Linked DNA regions of Homo sapiens: region 1 is linked to region 2. The links are chromatin loops, found by intact Hi-C in ENCODE. Cell type or tissue: OCI-LY7. All regions are shown on one strand. Links, peaks and the distances in the headings refer to the core of each region. The heading gives the core; the rest is flanking DNA.

Evidence for each region. A loop is a pair of places that touch in the nucleus more often than their neighbours do. Peaks named below come from ENCODE experiments on the same cell type or tissue, not always from the same donor. Only the 100,000 strongest peaks of a DNase experiment are listed, where the experiment ranks them.
Region 1: a loop joins it to region 2, with 2.7 times the contacts of the local background. A loop is called at or near these places in 20 of 110 quality-filtered maps.

What each region holds. Positions count from the first base shown.
Region 1 is chr2:174,683,458-174,691,712 of GRCh38, reverse strand. No RefSeq gene overlaps it. Among named protein-coding and RNA genes, the nearest start is that of CHRNA1, 77 kb to the left of the region's middle. In OCI-LY7, for the core only: CTCF peaks have their summits at 3,232 and 3,435; a DNase peak (open chromatin) is centred at 3,442.
Region 2 is chr2:174,630,281-174,638,676 of GRCh38, reverse strand. It overlaps a transcript of WIPF1 not described here. Among named protein-coding and RNA genes, the nearest start is that of WIPF1, 37 kb to the right of the region's middle. RefSeq lists enhancers at 3,789-3,878, 3,889-3,938, 5,632-5,771. In OCI-LY7, for the core only: CTCF peaks have their summits at 1,494 and 3,674; DNase peaks (open chromatin) are centred at 3,716, 4,046, 4,886, 5,306 and 1 weaker place; H3K4me3 peaks cover 3,442 bases; H3K27ac peaks cover 2,637 bases.

The DNA.
Region 1 (8,255 bases), core at 248-8,247, 53 kb before region 2:
AGCCCTTGAAAATTATTCAAACTAGCCAGGCTTAAACTGCTTCCCCTGCACTGCCCTGCCTTTCCCACTGAAACTCCAAAAAAGGTCATGGCCTAGGCTCTCCCACCCATCCTGTCCCTTCTGCCCCTGACCCATGCTGGTGCTTTCCCATGTGGCCCTGCTGTGCCTCCTGTTTCTAGGATGTGAGATCATGGTAAACTTTTCTCCTGAACCTCTCCTGATCGCCTCTTGTGGCCACACCTGACTGACCATTACCTAAAAGAATACAAAACAATCTCCTTCTTGGCCTTTCCCTGGGCTGGTGCAGTTGGCAATTTGCCCTAAAAATGAGAAAAGGAAGTTACCAGAAGGAAGAAGCAGGACAAGGGGCTTTCTGTCCTTGGACTATTGAGTGTTAACCACAACAAAAATAAACCAATGCTGTTCGCTTCTTAAGAGGTGCTAGTCCTGTGTGTGCATTTGCATTGCAACAAGTAATTTTTTAAAGAGGATTTGTCCCACGTTTCTTTACTGATGGATTTTAATTTTTTATCTTCTAAATGTCCACCATAAGGGATCTATTAATATTTATGTTGAGAACCTTCCTGAGGATGAGTTCATCTAAGTCAATGTTAATTGATAGTATTCTTTGTGTGTGTGTATATCTTTTATCCTATTCCATTCCCCATCCCTCAATTTCCTATTATCTTTGGCTCTTCAAAATACTCTTGGAATGTTTTAATTAGTGCCCCCATTACCTTTTAACGAGTTGTCTCACCAGCTGGGCATGGTGGCTCATGCCTGTAATCCCAAAACTTTGGGAGGCCGAGGTGGGCGGATCACCTGAGGTCAGCAGTTCAAGACCAGCCTGGCCAACATGGTGAAACCCCATCTCTACTAAAAATACAAAAATTAGCTGGAGGCAGTAGCACGTGCCAGTAGTCCCAGATACTCAGGAGGCTGAGGCTAGAGAATCTCTTGAATCTGGGAGGTAGAGGTTGCAGTGAGCCGAGATCATGCCACTGCACTCCAGCCTGGGTGACAGAGAGAGATTCCATTTCAAAAAAAAAAAAAAGAGTTGTCCCCAGATCACTCATATTTTAACTGCATCTTCACACAGCATAAAAAAGCTAATTGATAAATATCAATTAGCACAGTAAAGTAAATGCAACCTTTCCTGACCTCTCCCATGTCTTCCCCTCCAGCAGGGTTAAAGCATGAAAGCAACTGTTCAAAAACACTCCAATTTGCACAGGGAGTCCCTGTGAATGTAGCCATCAGGAGGGAAAGGCCCGCCTTGAGCCAACTGGGTTCACCCATTTCTTGGCTATTGTATTGTCTCCACTTCTCCTCGGGCCCTCCAGCTGCACTGCGTTCTCTCCTGAAGTAAGGCTCCTGGATCCTTGTTATGGGTGGAGAACAACCTCTGGAAAACCTTGTGCCTTTGGCAGCCCCTCAGGTCTTCAGCGGACACCTTCATTCATACCTGACCAGTGAGCAATGACAGGCATCAGAAGACAGGAGCAAAGCAGACACCTTTCATGTCATTAAGTCCATTCTCCAGATAAAATAAAACCTGCAGCCCACATGGGCTTCCTGACACATCTACCCTGGATCTGCCAGTTATGAGTTTAAACCCCTGTACCTTTCTCACTGGTCCAAAGGTAAGGAGGACCCAGAATCAATGATTGGATCAAACAGCTCTGGAGGTATGCTTCCTGTCACCACCCCTCCCTGCCCACAATCCTGGAAACTCAGGATTAACTGCCTTTCAGTCCCTCTTTTATATGAAGGAACCATGGTATCCTGTTCCCAGGAAAGTCCCATTAGGGAGGAGCTGTGCCTGCCCAAGCCAGATGTTTTCCATTCACCCCTCCAGGCCACTGTCACCATTCTCCACCTGTTCCAGGCCAGGGAGGCTGATCTGCATGGACAGCGTTGTGGGTTTCCTGTCCTCTGGCTCCTGAGTGAGCTCACATGATGGGCGAGCTGGCAGGAGAGGAATAAAGTCAGGGTATTTACCCCTTTTTCCCTCATTCCACTGGGTCACCATGGCTTGTCATCATTCTTGCCTTATCTAGGGCTGCAATTCCTAGAGCTGAAGCCACCCTCCCCAAGTTCTGGTTCACATCCCCTCCTCTTCAGGCCCAGGGTGGTAATGGCCCCCTGCCGTTCTAGCTCTGCAGCGTGGCACCATCCCTTGTTCCTTTCCCTACACTCCTTTGTAAACAATTTCTTTACTAAGCCTTCCTATAGCACCTCATTTGAGAAGCTTTCTGTTTCCTGATGGAGACTGCCTGCCAAACAATCCAAACAGTAGCTTTAGTTAGCCACTTTTTGGTTCCTAATGTGATGCTAACAGGAACATGGGTGAGAGTACTGGACAATGATGATGATAGTCATGGTAGCAACAAAAACAATGAACTTTTCTTGAGTGTTTATTAAAGTCAGACACTATTTGTATTAGTTGACATGCATTAACTTACTTTCGGCCCACGACCCCTTAGTGAAGAGCAAGGAAGGAAGCCTCTAAGATGACCTCAATCACCAGGGCGAGCTGATATTCATATTTATGTGCCACACTCTTACCTTAAGTGTGGGTTGTATTTAGAGACTTGCTTCTAATGAGTAGAATACAGCACAGTGATGTGATGTCACTTTCAAGTTAGGTTACAAAAAGACTGTGGCTTCCATCTCACGTGTCCCCTCTTGCTCAGTCACTCTGAGGGAAAACAGTTGCCATGTTGTGAGCTGCCCCAGGGAGACATCCACATGGCAAGGAACTGCTCTCTCCAGCCAACAGCCAGTGAAGACCTGAATGTTGAAACAGCCATGCAAGTGAACTGGAAAGTAGCTCATCCTCCAGTCAAGCCTTGAGACTTGGCTGGCACCTTGACTGCAGCCTTGTGAGAGATCCTGAACCAAAAACACCCAGCTTAGTTACCAGATTCCTAACCCACAGACACTAGGAGACAATAAGTGTGTAAGTCACAAGTTTTAGAGTAGTTTGTTACACAGCAACACAAAATGAATACAAAGGGGGGTGCCATTATTATTGTCCTCATTACAGATACAGAAACTAAGGCTTAGATACCTGCCCTAGGTCACACTGGAAATCAAAAAGGCAAGATTGGTAGCCAGACAACCTCACTGAGCACTGATGCTCTTAACCATTGCGCATGAAACAGTCTATGAGGGAATTTCTTTATAAGAATTAGCTACTTCCGTTTTTGTATATTGTCATTGGAAGTACAGGCTGCTACCAACATTTTGGAGAGCAATTTAGTAGTATCTATCAAAAAGTGCAAACACTTCCATCTTGCAATTCTGACTACCTAATGGAAGTTACTTCTGTGAGTCAGGATACTAAGAAGAATGTAGATGCATGAGCATTTAAGAGCACGAGTGTTTATTATGAATTTTTAAAAGACATATAACTGGAAGTAACATAAATGTCCACTAAGAGGCGCTTTGGTTGAATTATGACACATTATACAGTAAAAGACTATGCAGTTCTTAAAAAAGAATGAGGTTGATTTATATTTAGAGAAATGGAAAGACAACCCTTGTTACCTGTGGTAGGCAGAATTCTAAGATTTTCATCCCCTGGTGTATGCACACTTTCTCTCACTTGTTCAGTCAAACACTGATCTAGATGCTGCCGTGAAGGGATTTTGTAGATGTGATTGGAGCTGCATTTAAGATAGGGAGATTATCTTCAATGGGCCTAGCATAATCAGCTGAGACCTTAAAAGGAACTAGGCTCTTCCAGGCAAAAGAGACTAGAAGTATGAGAGGGATTCCACATGAGGGAGATTCTCTGTTGCTGGCTATGAAGACGAAAGCCATGTTGCAAGGAATGCAGGTGGCTTCTAGGAGCTGAGAGCAGTCCCACAGGTGACAGCCAACAAGGTAACAGGGTCCTCAGTCCCACTACCATAAGGAATTGAATTCACAGGGGCCAGTGACCTGAATGAGCTTGGAAGTGGATTATTTTCTCCAGCACCTCCACATAAGAACTCAGCCCACCTGTGATACCTGTGAACTGAATCACACCATGTCCTGACTTCTACAGAGCCATGAAATAATAAATGGATGTTGTCTTGAGCTGCTAAATTTATGGTAATTTGTTACACAGCAACAGGAAATGAATGCAATAGATTATTTAGCGGAAAAAGAAAAATAAATTAGAAGAAGATGATGTACAATATAATCACATTCACCTGGCTTTCATTAAATATTTGTTGATGAAGAAAAATAAAAATACATAGAAAAAAAGACACAGGGAAGAATATATACCCTACCATTAGTGGTTATCTCTGGTGAATGGGATTGCAGGAGACTCACTTTCTATATTTTATGCTTATGGAATATTTGAATTGTTTAGAATGAGAACTATTTTTAGTAAGGGAAGAAAATGATAAAGTGAAAATATTTACTAAATTTGCTATCTCAGACTAAAGTTTAAATTTTATCTTGTTCAACTCTTACTGTCTTAAGTCTTTTTTTGGAATACGGTGTAGTGTAAATAAGTAAAATATCTAGCTCTCAAGAGCTCAGTCCTTTCAGTTTTGGATATATCTATTAAATATATGCTGAGCATTTTTTAGGTGCAAAGCAGCTTCCTTCCTTCCTTCCTTCCCAACACATCCTGATTCTTCACAGTATCCCTGGCCTAGCATGGTGCTGTCGTCCCACATAGCATTCCATTTCCTCCCTGCATTGATGCAGAAGAGAAAACCCAGGCTGTTAAACAGCCTTTAGCCAGATCTACCTGAACCTCAACAATTCCTTCCAACAATAGAAACAATATTTTTTTATTTTGCTATTTGGCACCAAGGAATCTGGATGCCAGTCAATTCAGGTCATTCACACCAGCAGAAGCTCAAAAGAGGGAACAATAATAGGAAGTAAAGCCAAGAGACAGTATTAAATAGTGGTTAAAACAAGGGTGTTAGCATCAAAATAATCTGGATTTAGAAGGTCACAAGCTGAGTGGTCTTGGGCAGGTTACCTAAGCTCTCTGAGTCACAGTTTTCTCATTTGTAAAATGAAGACAAATATCTAAATCACAAAGTTACTGTAAGAATTCAATGAGGTACTCTGTAAAAGCATCTCACTTATTCATCAAGTGGTAATGAATAGTGAGAATGTGCTGGAGCTGAGAAGACTGCGGTGAGCCAGGCAGGCAGGTCCCTTTGCCTACTCTCTCCCTCTAGACTGGGGCTACTATCTACTGGGGAACAAGTAATTACAATAAAAAAAAGCTTGTTATAAGAGGGGAAGTTCTAAGGCACCACTAAGCTAATTTAGAGGTCAAAGTAAGTCCCAAAATGGTAGTTATGAAATGGTAAGCAAATATATGTATTTAATGATATTGTGCCCTGCTTAGTTTGTCCTAGTTTGGCATCTCAACATCCTTCTATCTACCTCGCTTCTCCCTTTTCCCCAAGATCACTGTAACATTTCTAGCCTAGCTTAGTCTTCAAGCAGCATTCATTAAGTCATTTTTTCTTATTAACTCATTCATATCAAAGTATACATGACTACAAAGGTTTAGCATAATACTTTTGCATGCTACTAACTTCAATGTCTTCATTTTAAGCTGAAATTTGACATCACCTAAGGGAACAAGGTATCTGTTGAAGAATTTCAGGGTTTGATATTTTTTACCTTTAATTTTTTAACTTTTTAAAATAATTTCAGACTTATAAGTAAGTTGCAAAAACAGTAAAAATGTTGCCATATGCACTTCACCTAGCTTCCTCAAATGTTCACATCTTTCATAACCATAGGCAACTTATTGAAACCATCAGAGGCATGTGAACCAGAGCAACTCCACCTTAAATAGGAGCTGGGTAAAATGAGGCTGAGACCTACTGGGCTGTATTCCCAGACAGTTAAGGCATTCTAACTCACACAATGAGATAGGAGGTCAGCACAAGATACAGGTCATAAAGACCTTGTTGATAAAACAGGTTGCAGTAAAGAAGCCAGCTAAAACCCACCAAAACCAAGATGGCCACAAGAGTGACTTCTGGTGGTCCTCACTGCTACACTCCCACCATCACCATGACAGTTTACAAATGCCATGGCAACATCAAGAGGTTACCCTATATGGCCTAAAAAGGGGAGGCGTGAATAATCCACCCCTTGTTTAGCATAGCATCAAGAAATAACCATAAAAATGGACAACCAGCAGCCCTCAGGGCTGCTCTGTCTATGAAGTAGCCATTCTTTTATTTCTTTACCCTCTTAATAAACTTGCTTTCACTTTACCCTATGAACTCACCCTGAATTCTTTCTTGAGAGAGATCCAAGAGCCCTCTCTTGGGGTCTGGATTGGATCTCCTTTCCCGTAACAAAACCAGAAAACTATCACTGATAAAATACTATTTAGGTTTTGACCTAATTGAGAGAACTGTTAAAAATTGGAAGGGAGAGAAGCAGGGCCATTTTTGACAACTGATTACTGGCCTTATGAGTGATTTAAAACAGTAGACAATTCAGAACACAATTTATTTTTGGCTTTCAATGATGAAATGAAGGGGGAGTATTTTACCTTCCCAATTTTCTTTTGTGTATATCAACATTGAAATTCTCACAGATTCCTGAGAGACACAAACTCAAGAGAGTCCTTATCTCAACAAACATTTAATCAATTCCGTACAAGGTACTAGGAGCTCTGCTGAACACTAGGGAACCAAAGATAAGATTTCCTGTTCACTTGTGTGCCACTACTCTGCTCATCTTTAGGGAGATTATCCCATTTAATCCTTACAACAACCCCAGGAGATAGGAAATATTGTTATCCCTATTTTACTGGAGCAAAAAATTGAGGCTTGGAGAACTAGTAAGGGGACCAGGCAGCTCCTGGGTTTAATTTCCTTGCTAACCACAGTTAGTGCTACTGATATGTTTTCAAGTCTGGAGTAATATATTTATATATTAAACTGCTTGTCTTCATTTTATATAAAACATAATATATGTGTATTACCATAGAAATGGTTTTAAAAGAAAGGCAAATAGTTAATGGACCTTAAAAAGATGGGTACATTTAGACAAAAATTTGCCAATGGGAAGAGTTTCCCATGTTACTAAATGTCTTTCCCAGAGAGGTCATTGTATCTGTTAAAAGCATATCAAGATACACGTGTGCACACTGGAGTGGTACAGAAGCAGAGAAAGCCGGGAGTTAAGGTCCCTCAGCATGGTGTAACAATTCCGAAGTGCATCTATTTGTAACCGCCCAATGGGTTCACCTTGCCCGCTGCCTAGACAGAGCCGATTTACCAAGACTGGGGAATTGCAATGGAGAAAGACGGATTCACGCAGAGCCAGCTGTGCGGGAGACCAGAGTTTTATTATTACTAAAATCAGTCTCCCTGAGCATTCAGGGATGACTTTTTAAAGATAATTTGGCAGGCAGGGGCTTGAGAAGTGGGGAGTGCTGATTGACCAGGTTGGAGATGGAATCACAGGGGGTCGAAGTGAGTTTTTCTTGCTCTTTTCTGTTCCTGGGTGGGATGGGAGAACTGGTTAAGCCAGATTATCATTCTGGGTGGTGTCAGCTGATCCACTGAGTTCAGGGTCTGCAAAGTATCTCAAGCACAGATCTTAGGTTTTACAATAGTGATGTTATCCCCGGGAGCAATTTGGGGAGGTTCGGACTCTTGGAGACAGAGGCTGCATGACCCCTAAACTGTAATTTCTAGTCTTACAGCTAATTTGTTAGTCCTGCAAAGGCAGACTGGTCCCCAGGAAAGAAGGGGATCTTTTCAGGAAAGTGCTATTATCAATTTTGTTTCAGAGTAGGTCTGATTTCTTTCACTGTCACAATTTCCTCAGTTATAATTCTGCAAAGGTGGTTTTATATTCTCACCTTTCTGCTTTAATTCAAAGGGATACACAGCCTTGATATTTTAACAATATGATCCGATGGTTATTACACTGAGCAAGAACTTTTTGTTGTTATTCCTTTCAAATGCACACTCAGTAGCTATAGCGTCTTAGCGAGTGAATGTTAACTTTTCTTTGGGGCCTGGAGGTGGCAGCTCTCAGAGCTGGTCAGAACCCCCTGATGAGCAGGAGTTAGCTAGGGCAATGGAGTAGAGCTTCGGTTTTCTCCACATGTTTGCTGTGGATCCTACCGTATTTAAGGAAGTGGGTGGCTGATGATAAATCCATCCCCACTGGCAGCAAAACGACTCAATTCCAACCGACTTGTGAGGAGAGGCAGCATCTTTCCGAGGGAAGAGCAGCACGTTGTCCCCACA
Region 2 (8,396 bases), core at 103-8,102:
GAAATAAGGCAGACACAGAAAGACAGATAACCACATGCTCTCACCCATATGCGGAATCTTAAAAAAAAAAAGGTTGATATCATAGAAGCAGAGAATAGAACAGATGGTTACTAGAGATTGGGGAGGGAGGGGAAGATGGGGTCAACAGGTACAAAGTTACAATTAGACAGGAGGAGTGAATTCTGGTGCACTCTTGCACAGTAGGGAGGCTATGGTTAATGGTAAAATATTGTATTTTATAAAATAGCCAGGAGAGAGGTGTTTGAATGTTCTCATCATAAATAAATAATAAATGCATGAGTTAATGGATATGCTAACTACCCTGATTGGATCATTATACAATATAGATATGTATCAAAATATCACATTGTACCCCATAAATGTGTACAGTTACAATGTCAATTTAAAAAATAAAATTAAATAGACTCCCCTTTTTACTTTATATCAATATCTGTATTTATCTATATTTAGGACTTGATGAGAATTTGTAGCTTGAGTTAAAGTTAGAATATGTTTGGAGTACAATGTATCTTGGGATTTTTTTAATGTCCGCACATGCTACACATCAAACCACTTTAGTCAAAATATTTGTTCAGTGGGAAAAAAAATCAGTGAAAATAAATTACATCTCTTAGTCCAAACAAAAAGTAATTGACTGATCTATTTCCTCCATTCTCAGAAAACTATCAACTATAAGGTATAACATCAAATTAATAACAGGTAAGGAGGAAAAAAAGACATGACATTAAGTGTGCACTTCGATTCCAGGAATGTTAAAAATATGTAGGGGAAAAAACAGTACCAGCACAACCATGCATCTTGGGATTAAGCCAGTGCAGAATTTCACTCACTTGGTATTATGGTGGGTTTTTTTTGTTTTTTGTTTTTTTGAGACGGAGTCTCGCTCCATCGCCCAGGCTGGAGTGCAGTGGCGCAATCTCGACTCACTGCAAGCTCCGCCTCCCGGGTTCACACCGTTCTCCTGCCTCAGCCTCCCAAGTAGCTGGGACTACAGGCACCCGCCACCATGCCCGGCTCATTTTTTGTATTTTTAGTAGAGACGGGGTTTCACCGTGTTAGCCAGCATGGTCTCGATCTCCTGACCTCGTAATCCACCCGCCTAGGCCTCCCAAAGTGCTGGGATTACAGGCGTGAGCCACTGGAATTATGGTGTTTTGCAGCTGGTAGAGGCCAGGTAGGTAGGACTAATTTTATGAATGTAATTAAACAAAATTTTTTATTAATACATATGAGCAGAACTAATTAAAATTGAAGACACATTTCTTAGGCCCATCAGTTTATTTTTGTATTCTTTTGTCAAAACAAAACAAAAAAAGAAACCAAAATCATAAACAGTTGGGGAGGTACTATACATGGTGAGCCTGGAGCATCTTGTAGTGCTGGAAAGTGAGGAAGTACTTAAAAACAAAAAAGAAAAAAAAAATTGATAGGAGTATGTCAAAGGAGCACAGAAACCAATGGTAAGAGCTCCCAGTGGCCGAAGCTGGAACAATTTGAGCAACAGAATAAAGTACTGTTGAATTAAAATGCAAGGCATAAAATAAATATCCATTCAGCCATACTGGTATAAATAAATGATTGAATACATTAATAAATATGTAGAAGAGACATCTTCCATGCAGAAGGATTCCAAATAATTTATATAGACACTCTACCCTGAAGGACTTTCTTCGAAAGAGTATGATATGGAAAGGTGGGGAGAAGCAGGGAGCAACTTTACAGTGGAGAAAACTGACATGCACTGCCTCAGCCAGGTGATCAAGGGCAACACCAGCAGTATTAAATCATGTAGATAGTACATATATCTGATACGATGTGACTAAAATGGCACTTTATCTGTGTGATCCTCCTCCAAATAACCCATAACCCCAGTCTTACCAAGAGAAAAACACCCATTTGTGTGCCCAATTGTGGTACATTCTACAAAATACCAGACCAGTATTTCTCAAAACTGTTATGGTTGTCAAAAACAAGGAAAGCCTGAGAAACCATCACAGCCAAGTGGAGCGTAAGAAACACGACGACTAAATGTAATGTGGAGTCCTGGATGGGCTCCTGGAACAGATAAAGGACAGCAGGTAAGAACTAAGGACATCTGAATAAACTGTGGACTTTAGTTAATAATTATGTATCACTATTGGTTTATTAATTGGTACTTATGTATCATACTAAATTTAAGAAGTTAATAATAGGGGAGACTGGGCGTAGGATTTATGGGAACTCTGTACTGTCTTCTCAGTTTTTCTGTAAATCTGTAACTGTTCTGAAATATAAAGTATATTAAAATTTTTAAATGCCTAACCAGAAAAAAAAAATCATGGACAGAAAGCCAGGTTAGGGATTTTCATGGAAAATTATAAAGCATTTTATTAAGGCCTTTAAAAATTCCACACAGAACACGGCTTAAGCAGAACATATGCAGCTGCTTAGTTGAAAAATGGAACTGGCAGCTTAACCCAGAATGTGAGACTTCTAAATACATTCAAATTGAGTCATCATCATTTTTCATCTATGTAGTATTTTGTTTTTCCAAAGTTCTTACAATTTCTGACTCCAAGATGGCAAAATTGTACCATTATTCCTATGTTAAAGTTAATGCCATGTCTACTATAGCTTGGACAGCCATTTTGACTCAACTGTCTAATCTAAATGTCATTTCAATCAGAAAACCAGCCATCAACTGTCAAAATGGTAAAAACAGTTATGTGTGTTTTCAAAGCCAGAAGTGCAATCATGTGGTGAGACTTCAGGGTTTTACTGTTGTCCACAGTTCTGAGTCCCAGGACTGGTTTCCTTACTCGGTATTCTCCCATGGAAAACTTCATCGGGGAATTATAGGGTAATATTTTCAAGACTTGGAATATGTCTACAGTTACCTTTCTAAAAAACAAACAAAAAAATCCATTTAAAAGCATTTTTTTAAAAATAATCATGCCAGGGTAGCCAAATAGAAGCAACTTTGGGGTTTTTGCAGAGTCAAGTCTTATAAATTGTGGAATATTCCCCTTGGTCCAGGAGATCATTTGACTCCCACACACCACCACTTCCTATATCCACAAATTCCAGTATGTTTGGACCCTCCTGATGGCTGAGAGAATCACAAAAAAAAAAAAAAAAAAAAAAAAACAAACAGAAGGCACCAGTGAGTAGAACAAGAAAGCTAGATATGGTGCCCTTGGGCTTGTTGCTTAGTCCCTGCTCCAGCTCTCCTCCAGCCTCTCTAGCTGTACAGGGCAGAGAGGGTCACAGCCGGCACTCTTCTGGTGCTCTTGTCAGGCCACCATCAGAGCCCCCATGGCCAGGACTCACACGCTGCCAGGAACCCAGCACCATCCTGGAGGAAGATGATGCCCAGCCCTTTCAAGGGAAACCAAAATGCTGGCATATTTTGGAGGTCAGCAGGAGGGAAATGTCTCCCAGTTATTTAGCCCTGGAAGGCTGAGAATACAGTGGTTTTGTTTTCCGAACCAACAATTGGGGCACACTGTCTGACAGCATGACCACATGTGAACTTGAGAGAGTCCCAGGAAATTCAGGGTGTGTAGCCATGGTTGCTGCAGGATCCAGAAATATGAACCAAGGCCTGAGTGTGTTCCCTTGATGTTGGTGCCCTCCAGAGAGGAGTGTGGGGACATCCTGGGTGCAGCACTGTCGAGGGCCCTTCCTCAGCTGCCCTGAGGGTGGCAGTCCCAGGGGCTGTCCTAATGACAGCAGAGCACCCAAGCCCCAGGCTCCTCTGTGAGCGCTCTGCCCCTTCTCAGCTGCTGAACTCCAGTCTCAAGATAGGTGACCCTGGGGCTCAAGACTGTCTCTCCCTTCCCCCTTCAGGTTCCTTTGGAGTCAGGAGTGCCTGGAGTCCAGGCATGACTTCCCCCTGGCTTATCTCCTCTTTACCTGTGTCCTGGGAACACCTGAAAGAAGCTGGGGGAGACAATCATTTCTGCAGACACAGGGTTACCCCCATGTGAAGCAAGCAGCAAATTGATCTTATCACATGCCTCTGACCGGTTAGGGAGGCGAGTCAAAGAAGGTGCAGTGAGGAAGTATAATGTCACATGCAACATTTACAGGAAACTGGCTAGAAGACAGCAGGGGAACTCGAGAAGTTGGTTGTTTTCAGCAGATTAAAACAATACAGGTTAGTGCTTTTTGCCCCCTGGAAAACTTTTCGTAGCCACTCTAAAATACCTAATTCTCTTTCCTTGAACTGTCTTTAACGATTTCTTTAATGTGAAGAACTTGCTTTTTGGCTTTGAATGTAAGAGCCAGCGCACAGCTGTTAACTGCACGTTGTTAGAGGAACAAACGCTGAGCCATTATGGTGAAAATGAAATTCTCAGAATCTCTTGCTTCCCTGTTTAGAACTTCTCTGCTTCTGAAAGAACAAAACTTCGGATGTTCTTTAAATAACTTATTTCGTGGAATTCAGCTAGGCCTCTTGTCATTTTTACCTGTTAATGTAAATGTGAAACGGGACAGATCAGCCTGTGTTTGCAGACATCTGTGGGGCATTCAAAGGGTGTTAGAAAATACAGAAATACTGTGCATAAAAACGTGCTTGCGAGGTTATATGCAAAAGTTTGTTGTTTTGTGGGGTTTTCATCTCATAAAACTCATCTTTTGGCTTGTATTTCATGTTAAAATAGTATGTCATTATAAATTCTTAAGTTTCCTTTTTTTATTTTTTCTACTGTCCTCCTTCCCCCTTTTCTTTCCTTCCTTCTTTTACTAACACAAAACAGGAGTAGAGAAGCAGCAGTAGGGACAGCTTGAATATGAGACGAGGAAATCCTTTTCCCGGCACCAGAGTTTAAGGAGCAGGCACAGCCCAGAGCAAAGCCCAGCAGGCCGTGAAGAGGCCGTGAGGTGTGACGGTTGCCAGAGCTTTATGTCTTCAGCCTTGTGCTTCCTAGAGAAGAGTCTGCAAAAGAGCCAGAAAGACGGCTAGAGGGTTGGGAAGCAGCCGTCCAGAAACATAGAAAGGGCCCAAGATTATTCTTCCTGAGGCCAATGAGGGACAGTTTAATTACGCAGTGGCCTGCTGCTTTCAGACCTGTATGTGGAAAAAGAAAACGTCTCAAATCCAAGTTAAGAGAAGGAAGTTCCTACATTATTGGACTGCTGTGCAGCTCTAGGACAGGTTAGCCAGAGAGGCTGCTGAACTCTTTCTGGGTGTTTTTGGGAAACATACTAGACGGCATCTTTGACTGTGTTATTGTGTTAACTGAGACAGGGAGGATAAGGAGGAGAGGAGAGCAAGATCAGGAACTTCCTGTTTCATGTCTTCATTCTAGCCCAAAGTGTTGTAAAATGTGTCTGTATGATAAACAACGAAGGGGTGAGGGGCTCGTGGACTCAACTTGTTTATATCCTAGTAATGCCAAATAACTAGAACAGTGATGAAAGAGAAAAATCATGGTTGATTCTGTCCTCCAATTGCCACATTTTTTTCATATTTTACCACCAAGTTGTACAAGAAAATGGAGACAAAGCTGACAGAGAATAAGAGAAGATTCTAAGCTGGACATATCAGCCCTAGTGGTTTCAGAAACCCCGTGCTAGCTCTGACAGAGCCAGCCCACATTGTTATCAGGTTTGGAGGGATGGAGGGAAGATTGGATTTATCACTGGTTGGAGCCCTTTGCACAAATGCCTGTAGGAGACACGCACTTGGGAACTGCAGTAGGAAGGCCTCTTGTACCTGGTACTGCCCTTGAGCCCCAGGAAGAGGCTTACAACTTAGCAGTGGCTGGACATCCCTCGAAGGAGCTCTTCTTTCAGTTTTGTTTTGCTTTGTTAGTTGGCTATACAGCCTTGCTGTTTCAGAAGTTTTATATTCTGCAAATCTGCTGCTCACAGTAGAAAGGGACTTTTTATCTTTTTATTTTGTTAGAATACTTTCCAGATGGGCCTGATGTCTTTTTTTTTTTTTTTTTTTTTTTTTTTGAGATGGAGTTTTGCTCTTGTCGCCTAGGTTGAAGTGCAGTGGCACCGTCTCGGCTCACTGCAACCCCTGCCTTCTGAGTTCAAGCAATTCTCCTGCCTCAGCCTCCCAAGCAGCTGGGATTACAGGCATGCATCACCACACGTGGCTAATATTGTATTTTTAGTAGATACGGGGTTTCACCGTGTTGGTCAGGCTGGTCTTGAACTCCTGACCTCAGGTGATCCGCCCGCCTCAGCCTCCCAAAGTGCTGGGATTACAGGTGTGAGCCACTGCACCCAGCTGCCTGATGTCATTTTTGTAAATGCATCCTTCCAAAAGCTGTTTGTATTTCTTCTGGGGGTCCTTATTCTCTCCTATTTCTCAGCCCCTTCCCCATCTTTCCACTTTCACTGCGCTGTGTTCCATTGTGTTTGAGATGCAAAAAATGGCTTATAAAGTGTCATCATTATACAAAACCTCTGATCCCCAGGTTCTGAAAGAACGAGTGGAGACACAGAATGGCAGAAGGTAACAGATCCTGTTGGGTGGTAGAGAGCACCTGGAGTATTAATCTTGTGTGTAATTTTTAGATAGGAATGACTGCCAAGTTGAATACTGAGTTAAGTTTAAAGGTCAAAGTGGAAAGAGATGAAGTCACCTTTAATCTGGAGAAAAAATGGTAAATTTTGTGGGGAGGAACAGTATGGACACATTCCTGAACTCTCTAAATAGAAGAGGAATGAGGCTAACTTCACAAATCTCTCTTCTTCCTCAACATAGGCAGGCCTCTCCTCCCTGAATCCCAGATAATACCAGAGTGGCACTGCGGGTCGACATCCACAGATGTCTGAGTGACCCTGGTTTCAGAGGGATAAAATGGTGATATATACCAAACATTCATGCTAGTGGGGAAAAGAAAGTTAAACTCTGATAAGTGCAACTTTTACAACTGAACTCATCCTTGGTATCGTTTTGAGTTGGCATGAACAAATCTGGAGGCCCAGGTCTCTGGATTTCTCAGAAAGAAGTTCCCGGACATTTGTAAGGTATTATTGTTATCACCATCATATTGGGAAATACTAAGAACTATAGGTTTTGGGGGAGTTTTAATTGTGATAAAGGACACATAACAAAATTTACCATCTTAACCATTAAGATACAGTTCAGTAGCGTTAAGTATATTCATATTGTGCAACCAATCTCCAGAACTCTTTATTTTGCAAAACTGAAACTTAAACCCATTAAACAACAACTCCCCATTCCCTTTCCCCCAGCTCTTGGCAGCCACCATTCTACTTTCTGTCTTTATGAATTTGACTTTTCTAGGTACCTCATATAAGTAGAATTATATAATATTTGTCGTTCTGTTTCTGCTTTATTTCACTTAGCGTAATGTCCTTAAGGTCCGTCCATGTTGTTAGCACGTGTCAAACATTCCTTCCTTTTTAAGGCCAAACATATTTGTATGTATATATCACATTTTCTTTATCCCTTCATTCATCAGTGGACATTTGGGCTGCTTCTACTTTTTCGCTGTTGTGACTAATGCTGCTATGAACGTGGGTTTGCACATATCTTTGAGATCCTGGATTCAGTTCCTTTGGTATGTCCCCAGAAGTGGAATTGCTGAATCATAGGTAATTCTATGTTTGGCTTCTGAGAATTATCCAGCAATTGTGTCTTCTTATACCACTCTTCCTCCCAAAACACAAACTTGAAGATACCTCATATTATAAGATCATTATCATTTTTCTTCAGGAATGCCTCAAACAAAATGTTCATGTCTTGCTTCTGAGCAGTAAGGATGCAGAGGGGACTTGGGCTGTTGTCCCAGGAAAAGGAGCAAGACCAATGGGGCTATTCTGGAGGGGTGACCATGGTAGGTGTTTGGATTACAGATTCTGTGCAAGGAAGTGGTAGGAAAGATGTGATAGACGGCCTGACACAGTGCTGTGTGGTGATTCTTTTGCTGGAGATGTTGTCTCCTAACTAAAATATCATGAATACTAATGTATACTCTGTAACTCTACCAGGGAAGGGATTGCCTATGTGCCTGATTGATTTTTTACTCTGCCATTTCAATTTCCCTCTATTTCGTCATCAGTCAGAAGGTTGGTGCTGTTTAAAGGGGAAAAAAAAGCTCTAAGTGTCCCCTTCTCCCAAAAAAAGGAACCAGAAAATGACAAGAAGAGTTGCATTTGTCTATGAAAGTGCATAGAAAGCTTTTCCTGGAAAAGAATAAACTGGGAAAAGATGAGTCCTTGAAGTAGAACCCTGTCATAGTGCAACAAACTGAATTTAAGAGGCATCTGTTCCCAGCTTATACAACATCCAGTACCAGTTCCACAGTAGGTATTCACATTACCACTCAGATTGTTATTTCTCAATGCTAATGAGAAGCTACTGCTTTGAGACTGTCTAACTAGCTAGACACTTACCAGACTTTGTT